Linked DNA regions of Homo sapiens: regions 2, 3 and 4 are each linked to region 1. Evidence: chromatin contacts called from ENCODE Hi-C data. All regions are on one chromosome and are shown on one strand. Each heading gives the region's core, a stretch centred on a gene start or an enhancer-like site at or near the end of the contact. The rest is flanking DNA. Distances are from core to core; before and after follow the strand shown.

What was found. Hi-C counts contacts between places; a loop is a spot of excess contacts on that map. Pooled maps may share reads with other maps.
Region 2: a map of gastrocnemius medialis shows a loop between it and region 1 (6-fold over the local background). The contact joins the promoter of CARD19 here to the promoter of CKS2 in region 1. A Hi-C loop is called at or near these places in 1 of 168 maps with a recorded cell type or tissue (gastrocnemius medialis), 7 of 37 single-sample maps with no recorded cell type and 11 of 50 pooled maps.
Region 3: a map of B cell shows a loop between it and region 1 (11-fold over the local background). The contact joins the promoter of BICD2 here to the promoter of CKS2 in region 1. A Hi-C loop is called at or near these places in 5 of 168 maps with a recorded cell type or tissue (B cell, CD4-positive, alpha-beta memory T cell, CD8-positive, alpha-beta T cell and 2 more), 2 of 37 single-sample maps with no recorded cell type and 14 of 50 pooled maps.
Region 4: a loop to region 1 is called in a map of B cell, with 10 times the contacts of the local background. The contact joins the promoter of NOL8 here to the promoter of CKS2 in region 1. A Hi-C loop is called at or near these places in 2 of 168 maps with a recorded cell type or tissue (B cell and naive thymus-derived CD4-positive, alpha-beta T cell) and 8 of 50 pooled maps.

Annotation. Positions count from the first base shown.
Region 1 is chr9:89,309,843-89,312,654 of GRCh38, reverse strand. It overlaps CKS2 (CDC28 protein kinase regulatory subunit 2), which reads right to left and starts at 1,460. Exons shown (of 3, transcript NM_001827.3): 1 at 1,304-1,460. The coding sequence starts at 1,362. It overlaps MIR3153 (microRNA 3153), which reads right to left and starts at 430; the gene lies at 349-430. It overlaps LOC105376136 (a long non-coding RNA gene), which reads left to right and starts at 1,853. Exons shown (of 3, transcript XR_930101.4): 1 at 1,853-2,812. RefSeq lists enhancers at 905-954, 1,625-1,914 and a silencer at 1,925-2,154.
Region 2 is chr9:93,094,923-93,097,734 of GRCh38, reverse strand. It overlaps CARD19 (caspase recruitment domain family member 19), which reads right to left and starts at 1,518. Exons shown (of 6, transcript NM_032310.5): 1 at 1,383-1,518. The coding sequence starts at 1,389. It overlaps LOC101927993 (a long non-coding RNA gene), which reads left to right and starts at 2,225. Exons shown (of 4, transcript NR_188444.1): 1 at 2,225-2,367; 2 at 2,721-2,812. RefSeq lists silencers at 1,161-1,270, 1,291-2,040, 2,061-2,370 and an enhancer at 2,481-2,530.
Region 3 is chr9:92,763,410-92,766,221 of GRCh38, reverse strand. It overlaps BICD2 (BICD cargo adaptor 2), which reads left to right and starts at 1,389. Exons shown (of 7, transcript NM_001003800.2): 1 at 1,389-1,717. The coding sequence starts at 1,478. RefSeq lists a silencer at 699-1,438.
Region 4 is chr9:92,323,976-92,326,787 of GRCh38, reverse strand. NOL8 (nucleolar protein 8) reads left to right here and starts at 1,438. Exons shown (of 17, transcript NM_017948.6): 1 at 1,438-1,482; 2 at 2,579-2,765. The coding sequence starts at 2,627. CENPP (centromere protein P) reads right to left here and starts at 835. Exons shown (of 8, transcript NM_001012267.3): 1 at 683-835. The coding sequence starts at 789. RefSeq lists enhancers at 1,230-1,339, 1,370-1,489, 1,268-2,156.

The DNA of each region.
Region 1 (2,812 bases), core at 211-2,710:
TTTTCTAGCTAGGAATACAAAAGGGTGCAATTACTACTACCCATAGAAATATTCAGTAGTCCTCATGTGAAAACAGACTTCCATGCTACTAGGGAGGGGGAGAAAAAGAGAAACCACCCACTGTTTTGTTCTTTCTTCCTTAAATAGCATTCGGAGAAATCTAACCTACAAAGGCAGCAGACAGAAAACAAGGTCACAATTTGGCCAACGATGGCATGGGCTTTATCTCCCCTAAATCTTGGTAGTATCCCAGAACGCAGCGTTCTAGTCGCTACCTAGTTAAGAAAAAGGGGTTGACTGTTTTCTGAAGCCACGCCCTAAATGAAGTGTCCCGCATACAGTAAGGACAACAAATTTTAAATGTCCCTACTCGCTTTCCCCCAATCTACTTTAATTGGGGGGAAGGGGACAGGGACATTTAAAATTTGTCTAATTTTACTGATCGATTACAGCCACCATGTTCTAGTACGGTGCTTCAGGACTCAAACGCAAAAGTTTCTCAAAGCCCAAAATTTGGCCAGTGTATACTAGCAGAAAATGATGCCCAAAGTCCACTCAAGTTCTTAATCGGCCTTAAAATGAAACTCCTTTAATAATACCCTCAATTGTATGACTGCGGCTAACCTATAATGGCCCAAATCACCATACCCAGTAAACATTTTCGAATCCCCATCAAGCTCATTTTTCGGGGGGTCGCCTCCAAAGCTTATTCTTATACCACTCACTTCAAAAACAAGAAAAAGAAAAGTGTTCCTCTGTGTTAACAGATGAAAATGACCATTTGACCATTCTAAACCACAAACTAGTAAAAGCTGCATCACCCCGTCAGCGACAGGGAAAGTGTGTCACGGTTGCTAAAGGAAAAAGGACGGCACCAGGTGGGTTTTCCTGGACTGGTTCAAAGAACTGGAACTGAGACCAGCTACTGAACGGCCTAATTACTTCGGCCACGGCCGAGAAAAAAGTGACGGGATGGTCACTCCGCGTCGCCGAGGACCCCATGACCCCCAAGTTGCGCCGGTTCCTACCCAGGTACTAAATGCGGCCCGGTGGGCACTCTTCCCTCACCCTCCGCGCACACCGAACAAAGGCCCAACCGGCCCGGCGCGGCCAGGCACCCAACCATGTCCGACTGCGCGGGGCGCCAGGTGGCCGCGACCCCAAACCCCGGCCCTCGCCCTCCGGCCCCGGGCTCCGCCCCCCAGGCCCCGGCCCCCACCCCCGACCCTACTATGCCTGGGTCGCCCCGCCCGCGGGGGCCCCGGCTGAGGGAGCCGGCTCGGGGTCTAAGAAAGGCGCCCACCGGTACTCGTAGTGTTCGTCGAAGTACTTGTCCGAGTAGTAGATCTGCTTGTGGGCCATCCTGCTGGCGCGCTGCAGAAAATGAAACGAGAGCGCGAAGAGCGGGCGCAGCAGACAAAACCACGTCCAGCCCAGGCAACAACTCGCCGGAGACTAACGACCGCAGTCCCAACGATCCGGATTTGAATCCGACAGCCCGCCGCCGATTGGACAGCAGCGCCGACCAATCACCTTCTGCGGAAGTCGGCCGGCTGCCAGCCTATCGTCGCCGCCGCCTCGCAAAGTCCGCTTCCTGGGTCAGCCAATCAGAGATCTGTTGCGAGGTTGCCCGAGGGAAGATAGGTACGTCACGGGGGTGGCAGGGCCCTTAACGGGCAGGGGCGTGGCCAGAGGAGGGCGAAGTCGGGACGTTAAGGGCCGCAGAGCGCGTGCGCAGGAACGTGGAAAGTTCCAGGACACGGAACCGTTGGGACGGAGGACCTGAAGGTGGAGTGAGGTATCACGGGGTTTGGTGATGACGTAGTCGGTCGAGGCCGGAAGCGTGGGCCACAGGGCTTTGAGCGGAAGCTGTCGACCTTGCACGGTGATGGCGCTCCTCGTGATCCCTTGTATCCCCTCAGGCTCGAGCCAGGAGCCTAGGTCCACTTTGAAAAGTAGTAAAAGGCAGAAAGGTTCTGCGGTGTGAGGGGGAGGGCGGCTTCGTGGTCGGCTGGGTCGGGGGAGCGCCGGGCGGCCGCGGCGTGGCTGTGTCCGGGGCTGCCCTGCGCAGCCGGCCGTTTCGCCGCCTGGTGCACTTGCTGAGCTTCCGGCCTGGCCCGTCGCGGGGCTCCTGGCGCCCCCCTAGACGACTGTGTGGAGAATGGAGCCTGCGGAGCCACGCGTAGAGAGAGGCCCGGAGCCGGCGCGGTGGCGGCGGGCGCCAGTGGTCCCAGCCACTCGGGAGGCCGAGGTGGAGTGTCGCTTGAGCCCAGGAGTTCCAGACAGGCCTGAGCAACAGAGCCAGACCCCGTCTCCACAAAGAAAGAAACAAATGGGCCAGAGACCCAGAATGCTTTCTGTAGCCTAACCTAATGTTCAAAACCAGGGCAGACCCAAGCCATGGAAAGCTTGAGGGAATAAAATAATATTCTGCTGCGGCCAAGAATAACAATGCTAATTCCTGGATAAGGGGATTTAAAATGATGTTTAACAACTTCTGGTCTTTTAATATTGACCCAAGTTTAAAAACATGTTCATATAAAAAAGTTACTGGAAGAAATTTATAAATGTAACTGGTGGTTATTTTTAGATGACAGAATTAAAAGTGATCTTTTTGGTATTTTTTCCACAACGAGCACGTGTCATTTTTATGTTAATTTCATTTTATGCGAAATGCTCCAGCGCAGTACAGGCTAGTGGGTTCAGGGTGGCTGTGACTAAGTAATGTAGATGGGGTACCTTAGACAAAGTTTCCAGACTAGAGGCTGGAAGTAAGAGGTCCGGGTGCCCTTTTCCACACTGCAGACCACGG
Region 2 (2,812 bases), core at 269-2,768, 3.8 Mb before region 1:
GAAAGGGACAAAGTCCCTTTGTGCAGGAAGGCTCCTTAATGGACAGCAAGGCCTCAGGCTCTGCCAACACCCAGTCCCTGGGACAGGGCTCCCTGGAGACCAACACAGCTCTGAGTTGTGTCCCACGCATTCTGATGAACTCACTAAGGGAATTACGGAATCCCAGCCTGGGCAGGGCACAATTTAAGACTTTGTTTCCCCATCTGTACACAGACGAGATATTCCAGGTGTCCCCATCTGATCATTTTCAAACAGGAATCACCCAACACAGGGTCCAATGCACAGTAAGTGCTCAGAAATGAGAGCCACAAATAAGAAGAGTTAGAAGGGAGGACAAAGGGGAGCAGGTGGCAGCTGGGGTCTCTTGTGGCCTAGGCTGGAAGTCTCTTCTGGCCTGGTGTCCTGGAAGTCATCAGTTTCCAGCCCATGAGATCCTATTTGTGGGCAGGACCTAGGCTGAGACTCAAGAGAGCGAGCACCGAGAGAGGACTAGGGACTTCTGGGGCTACCCTGAGCCCCTGAGCCAATTCTGCTCCATGAAACAGAACAGTAAGAATGAAGTGTAGCTTCTGGGAACCCCCATACTCCCTGGCCGGGCTGCCATGGGGTCCCTTACCAGCCCATCACCCTCATGGGGCTTCTCCAACAGGGGAAGGTCCACAGGGCAGAGTCACCCTGTTTGGGATCAGGAGGATGGTGGGCAGGTCCCCAGACCAGAGAGGCCCTGGGGAGGAAGGCTGGGCTGGGGCCACTAGCGTGGAGCACAACAACCTTGGGGGGTCCAGTCGCTGTCCCCGATTCTCTTAGAACTAAACAGGGGCAAGAGCGTCGTGGACCACCGAAGGAGTCTGGGAGACTCCAAGAGTCCCACAGGAATCACATGCCGCCGAGGAACGCATCGCCTGTCCCGCGACCTCGCTGGGGTGGTTGTAAGGATGGAGCGTTGTTTCCGTGGCCAGAATCACAGCAGGACCGCTGTGAATTCTCTCCGGTGTCATTTCTACCACCTCCTACTCTTTCAGACCAAATTCCCCACCACGGGACACACACACATTGGCAGTGGCTGAGCCCAGACCGCGGCTGTGCAGCCCCACCCTGGAGCTGCCTTGTAGCCCCCGCCCTCTTCGGGCCCCGCACCTGGCCACCACCCATCATGCCCGGCACCGCCTCGGCTGGCACGGCCCCGCCGGGTAGAAGCCCCGGGACACCCACCACTTCGCGGGGGTGCACTCGCGCACCACCGACAGCTGACGGGCCAAGGTCACTCGGCCCCCGCTGCCCAGGCGCGGCCTGCAGGCGACTCGCAAGGCAGCCGGACCCCCGGGCCGGGCCACCCATCCAGGGCGCCCGCATCCCTGCCGCCCAGCCGACCCCGTGCCCACCTGTCATGGCGACGGACACAGCGCCGCCCGCAGTCCCCAGCGGTCTGCCCCGCCGCGCGTCCGCCCCTCGGTCAGCCGCCCGGTCCACCAGCTCCAGCGAACGCCGCCCGCGGGCCGTGCTCGCCCGCCCCTTTTGGCTAGGCCAGCCCCCCGGCTTTGGCTGTGTAGCCTCGGGGACTCTAAACCCCGCCCTTTGACGAGCCCCGCCCCCTACCGTTAGGCCCCGCCCCTTCCGCGCCCGCTACGGCTCCCCCAGGGCTCTAAACTCCGCCCCTCTCACTCGAGTCCCGCCCCCTTGCCGTCCTGGGATAGGCCGCTGCGAGGATCCTGGAGCCTTGCCCCTCACTCGAGCCCCGCCCCCTCCGGCGTCGGCTTCCGCCTCTCCCGGAGTTCTGAGCCCCGCCCTGCACCTGAACCCCGCCCCCTCCGACGACGGCTTCCGAGCCTCAAGGAACCCCCCACCGGGCCCCGCCCCTTACTCGAGCCCCGCCCCCCTCCGTCGTCGGCCTCCGCGCCTCCAGGGGCCCTGAGCCCCGCCCCTTCCTGCTCTGCCATGCGACTGCGGGCGTGGGCGGGCGACTGCGGGCGTGGGCGGGCGCCACCGGACTCCCGCCCCTCCCAGCGTCAGTTAAGACGCCGCGAGGGGCCCAGAGTCCCTCCCCTCGCTGGGCCCCGGTCCCGCCGGCGTCTATAACGCCGTCGCAGCGGCCTTTAACCCCGCCTCTCACTCGAGCCCTGCCCGCGTCCAAGTCCCGCCCTCAAGGCGGCCTCAGCTACGACCGCCGCGCGCCTCCCTGGAGGCGCCCGCTCCTGCCCGGAGCCCTGCCCGTCTTGGGCCCGCCCTTCCGGGCCCTGCCGCGTTGAGTGGCGGAGTCGGGATCCAGGTGGCCCGCCGGCCGGCTCAGTCCACCTCCCCGCTCCCGGCCTCGCGCCCCACCCCTTGGATGAGAAAACTGAAACTGAGAGGGGACGTGACTGATCCAACGTCATACAGAAAGTCAGGCCCTGGGGAGTACAGGGCCAGGCCTGGGGCAAAAGGCCGGTGGGCGTCCAGTACGCCACAGGGACCAGCCAAAGGAGGCAGTGCCCAGTGATGCTTTCCCAAATCCAGGGGAGAAGGACTCAACGGTGTGACCTCGCTCGGCGGGGTGGGGGGGGGACACCTTCTTGGGGGACCCCAGTCCCCCACCTTCAAAAGAAGACACTAGCTTGACAGTGTGACCCGAACTAGAGAGGTCACTTAACCTGCCTGAGCCTCAGTTTCCTGGACTGTAAAATGAGTGACCTTGGGCCAACTCCACTTCCCTCCCGCTTTCCTTCCTGCTTTCCCTCTCGTAGGCCTGGCATTTCCAGCTCCGGAGCCCGCCACAAGAAGCTCCTAGCCCCACATGATGTGAATGCACTGGGCCCCAGCCAGGAAGTGGAGACCC
Region 3 (2,812 bases), core at 140-2,639, 3.5 Mb before region 1:
CCTCGTGCAATTAGAGTGTGGACTGTGCATTAGATAGTGTCAGTACCCTGTGTGCTGTGATTTCTGCTGTCATGGCTTCTTTCTAATTTGGTCTTGAGGGAGAGTGACCATAAGCCAAGATAGCCACTCTCTAGGAGAACCGAATGGGTGTGGGGTTCAGGTGAGATACAATGAGAAAGTAAAATTAAAAGGTACAAAACAGAAGGAATTTATTATTCTTAGGTTCCGGAGAGGTTAGGGATGCCTAAGAGAGGCGGACAAGCAGATGGAGAGGGGCAGTGAGAGACGGTGGGAAGGAAGGGACTATGGCTGTGCTAGGGTCCATGGAAATCATCCTTTAGGATTTCCCTTGGGGCCTGTGGACTGGCTAAAGAAAATACGAGGGAAGGGTGAACTCATCTGCACTGATACTGGCCATTAGGTGCTATGGCGGTCAGCGGCTGTGGGGTGTGTTGCGCTTTAGGTCAATGAGATAAAGAATAAACGAGTTATCTCACACACCACCATATACGGAGAAGTGTTACCTACGCCAAGGCGAAGGGTACGACTGGCTTTCAAACAACTTAAGTCAGGCCTAAAAATAGATGCGGAGACAACAATTATATTTACCACGTTTATGACCCTGTATTAATGGAAATGTCTTTATTCCCAAGAAATAGACCTTGAAGGACTGAGGGGCGGTGCTGAGGTTCCCGCTGGCCCCTGGGCGCCCCCTGCTGGCCCGTCCTCCTCCCGCCCCCAGACGTCTGCACAGAGCATGCGTCACACCGTCCACGGGTTTCCAGCAGCAGCCGTTCACCCGCGCTCTCGGATGCGCTTCTAGCTCGTGGCCTCCCGGGCTCTGTCCGCGTTGTTCGTCCCACGGTCGGGAGCCCAGTCCTGCCGCCCCGCACCCGCCTCCCCCTGGGGGTTCTCCCGGCAGCCGTCTTGCCACCCCGCGTGGCCGCCGGCTGCCAGAGGCACAGGGGAGCGCGAGGCCCGGCGACCGAGCAGTGTCCCCGGCTCTGAGTGTGGGGAAGGCCGCGGGGCCGCGCCCACTCGACCGCCGTCCAGGGGACTGCAAGGCGCCGGTACATCCGGCTCGACGCTGGCGGCGCAGGCCAATCACGGACGGGGACGGGTGGGCGCGGGGCTGGACGGGTTTTGTAGTCGGTGCGCTAGCGGGACTACTGTCCCCACAGCCCCCTGGGCCACATTGGCGTCAGTGGCTGCGCCCGAGGGCCCGCCCCTCACAGAGCATGGGCCAATCATAGCCGGGGGCCGGGCGGGCGCCGGGCATGATGGACCTTGTGGTCGGAGCGCAGGCAGGACTCCAGCCCCCAGCGGGCCCCGCGCGCCGGAGGGGAGGAGCCGTGCGGCGGCGCGGGCGGGCGGGCGGCCGTCGGGGCAGGGCGGCGGCGGCGGCGGCAGCGGCGGCGGCTGAGGAGGGCCCGGCCTGCGAGAGCCTCAGTGGGAGCCGGCTCAGCCCTCGGCCACCATGTCGGCGCCGTCGGAGGAGGAGGAGTACGCGCGGCTGGTGATGGAGGCGCAGCCGGAGTGGCTGCGCGCCGAGGTGAAGCGGCTGTCCCACGAGCTGGCCGAGACCACGCGTGAGAAGATCCAGGCGGCCGAGTACGGGCTGGCGGTGCTCGAGGAGAAGCACCAGCTCAAGCTGCAGTTCGAGGAGCTCGAGGTGGACTATGAGGCTATCCGCAGCGAGATGGAGCAGCTCAAGGAGGTGAGCCGAGCCGCCCTGCCCTGCGACCCCCGCCCGGCGCCGGGGCCTGTGGGCGTCGTCCCTGGCACCAGGGCGGCCAAGGTCAGCTTGCCAAGCGGGGGCCGGCAGGGGTGGGCCGCCGGGGCGGAGGGGGCACGGGCAGTATGTGGGAGTGGGCCCGGCCTTGGCTAGCAGGCCGGTGCCGCGGCCGTTGCAGACGCCGCTAATGCAGGGGTCCGGGCGCCTTGTCGCCTCCTGCAGCTGCCCGCCTGCTTCTGTGCGGACCTGGGCGGCCCCGGCGGGGCGGGGCTTCGTAAGGGCTGATGCTTTGCGGTGGTCGCTGTTCCGGGTGTGTCTGAGTGTGGGGTGGGGTTGGGAGGGCAGTGGCTGAGCCGGGAGCTGAGGCCACGGATGCTGGTGACCCGCTGGGAGAGGCCGAGGGTGGGCCTGGGTCTGGGTGGCTGCGGCTCTGTCACCTTCAGAGAAAGCACTTCCCCTCTCTGGGCGCAGCTACTTTCGGAGCGTTTCTGCTTCTTTCATGAGTGCCTCCGAGGTGGGGAAAGGTCGTGGACAGCGGCCTAAGTGAGTAGGGGCTCGGGGTTGCACGTGGAGGTTGCCCCTGGCATGGGTCCCCCAGTACCCTTGCCCCAGGCCCAGCGCTGTGTCCTCATGGCCGGGATTGCGCTCCCACCAGCTAGCATGACTTCCCTGGCCCACTTCCTGTCCAGCCCCGCTTCTCGGGCCCTTCCCCTCGCTGTGGCTTGCTGTGTTCCTCTTGGACGGAGACCTCAGTGGTCTGTGTCATTCCCACTGGGGGGAGAGTAGGTTAGACCACCAGGCTGGTCGAGGGTCTCCAGGCGGCAGGGCAGCGGGAGTCTTGGACAGTCCTTCCCCAGCTTCTCTTCTCCCGTTCCCTGACTCCATAGCGTTGTTTGCAGGAATTGCTTTCTGGGAGGATACACCAGGGTTTGGATCCAGGCTGTGCCCCTTGCTAGTGATGTGGCTTTGGGTAGAGGCCCTCCGTGAGTCTTAGTTTCCCCCTCTGCAAAATGGGAGTGCAGTACTGCGTGCCCAGAAAGGATTGTTGTGAGGGTCATGTATTTGGAAAGGACTGGT
Region 4 (2,812 bases), core at 189-2,688, 3.0 Mb before region 1:
TAATTACGGTTGCAGAGCTTTTCTCTCCCTCTCCTTCAATAAACCAAAAGTGCCCAGACTTTGGAGTAAAATTTTTGGGTCCCAATCCATCTCTGACAATTCCTTTCTCTGGAACCTTGGACAAGCTACCTAACTTCTCTGAGCCTCAGTTTCTTCAACTATAAAACAGGGCTAACAGTAGCACCTACCTCAGAGGAATGTCAAATTCTCCTGCAGTCTATATTAACTACTTTTCTTTTATCAACTTAGTTTTTTACCGAAGTTATTTTTCAAAGGAATTTTTATGTCATCGTAAACACAAAGTCATTATCAGTTGAGATGGTTAGCTGACCTACCAAAACAAATGCCATGAAACCAAACGGAGTTATTAAATCCCAACTAGAGATACTTCTGCATACTGGAGGCGGAATTATCTAGCTAGGGATATAGTCAAGACTTCCTCCTTGTCAGTCATCCACACAGACGACTGCGATTAAACGAGTTAATACCCTGCAATGCGTTTACAGCTGGGCGCCGTACGCGCTGCTCCCAACTCTAGGCCATCGTCATGACAGGATCAATGCCAGTTCATGCCCACTTTCTAGGGCTGGGAGTAGGAGACCGAGGATGTCTGTGGAGATTCACCCGCCTGGCCCGGGAACCCTGGCCAGCGGGCCCTGGGGGACTTGGGGTGGTCACGTACTGGACTCGGGACTTCTCTTCCCAGGGCGCCGGTGGGTCCTCACACGCTCGCCGCAGGGCCGCGATCTCAGCTTGCAAGGCGCGCACCTCTGCCAGCTCTGCGTCCATGGCGCGTTGCTGACCGCAGCCGGGCCGGCAGCGCAGCTGTCACTCCGACCTGCGCGCTTCACCCGCGCTTCAAGCCTCGCGCGCGCTCCCGGCGCGGACCATCCCAGAGCTCACGCGGAGGGGAGGCGGGAGAGCTCCGCGTGACCCCAGCGGCCCTGCACGTCCAACTCCGCTCTCGCACGAGAGCCTGAGTCCTCCACTTCCCCGCACACGTTTCCCTGGCTGTCTAAGCAGTGGCTATACTTTCTCTGGAGAGCGCGTTCTTTGCTACTCCAAGCCCAAGCGCTCCGCTGCTCACCCTAGCCGGCAGCCTTGGAGCCGCCCGGCCGCGTGCCTCACTAAAGAGGCAGGGCTGGGATCACGTGGAGGGGAGCGCCTCTTTATTTTTTTCACCTACTTCCTCTCTTACGCCGACCTAGTCCAGGAATTGGTACACACAGCGATAGTGTTCAATAGAAACTAGGGGATTTTGGTTTAGGCTCTTTTGCAGTCGTTGAGGGGGAGGTGACGGAGGCGTCAGGGAAGGTGGGAGGACGGAAAAGGAAATTAAAAGCTCTTGGGAACTGAATTGTGGTAACGGAACCTTAGGAGGCTGGGTTGGAAATCGAGTAGGAAGGAAGAGAGGATGCTCCGTTGGGACACGTGACCAGAAGTTAGGGGCTGCAGCGGCGCTGGCTTTAGGTGAACGACGTGGTGAGGAGTGGGTTTCGGGCATGAGAAGTCACAGGGCCGTTTCCTAGTCTCTCTTCACTTCTTTGGGTCTTCTCAGAGAAAGAAGGCTGCCGTGGGTAGGCTGGGGGCGGAGACTATCGGGAAGAGGTAGGCCGAAGTTCTGCCCAGAATACACGCCATGTGGTGGACGCTGGTTGGGAGTCTCTTCTGGAAAGAGTCTGTCAGCTCTTGGGGAAGGGAAGGGCGAGAGCTGAGCGCCTGCCGGGTGCTAAACGAAATGAGAGATACTATGATGGGCCCTAGTACCTCTGGAAAAGTTTTCCTGAGTCCCCTGTGATACAGCAACCTTCATAGTATAGTGTTAAGAATTCCAAGTTCTGAAGGTAGACCTGCATTATAATCCTGGATTCACTAATTTTCGGTATGGCATTGAGGAAGTGACTTAACCTCTTCTGCTCTCCTGAAAAATGGGAAACATGCAAACTACTTTGTACAATGCAGGCACATAGCAAAAACACAAGTCTGTATTCGCTATATCCCTTGATCTTTGTGTCTGAACCCCACTTTGCAGCACTTTTATTGTGACATAATATTGTGCCATTTGTTTTATTCTTTTGTGACTATAAGGAGCTCCTAGCCTCTCTATTCACTTCTTTGGGTCTTCTAGGAGGAAGAAGGCTGGGGTGGGTAGGTTGGGGGTGGAGACAATTAGGAAGAGGTAGGCTAGCTCTTTTTATCTTTTAGTGCGTTACATCCTGTTTCTGTCAGACTTTGTTAAAGACAGTAAATGAATGTATGAGTGAGTCAAGGAAAAACATCTAAAAACATGAATACATAAAATTAAGAGGGATAGAGTGTAATATTATGGCCATTTGGAGGAAAAAAACTCTGTCTGTACCTGTGTCTATATGGGTATGGGGTTGCTGTTCCAAAGTGCATTCATGAAAGATGTGGATGTAGGGCTTGGGCAAAACCTCGAAGACTAAAATTTGGAAGTAATACAATAGGAAGTGAAATACAGATCCAGGAGACGGATTTGATACAGAAGGTTCAGAGGAAGTAGTTGTTTTGTTAGATTTTAGAAGAACTAAGGGAAAGAACTCTTCTCTGTATACAGAAAATTACTTTTCCCACTGAAACACACCCAAGTATATGCCCAGCCTTCATGAAAGTGAACAGAGAAACGAAGCGCCTTTATGTGGGTGGCCTTAGCCAGGACATTTCTGAGGCAGACCTACAAAATCAGTTCAGCAGATTTGGAGAAGTTTCGGATGTGGAGATCATCACACGGAAAGATGACCAAGGTAATTTATGGTCCTTCACTGGGCAGTTATAGGCAGACATAACTCAG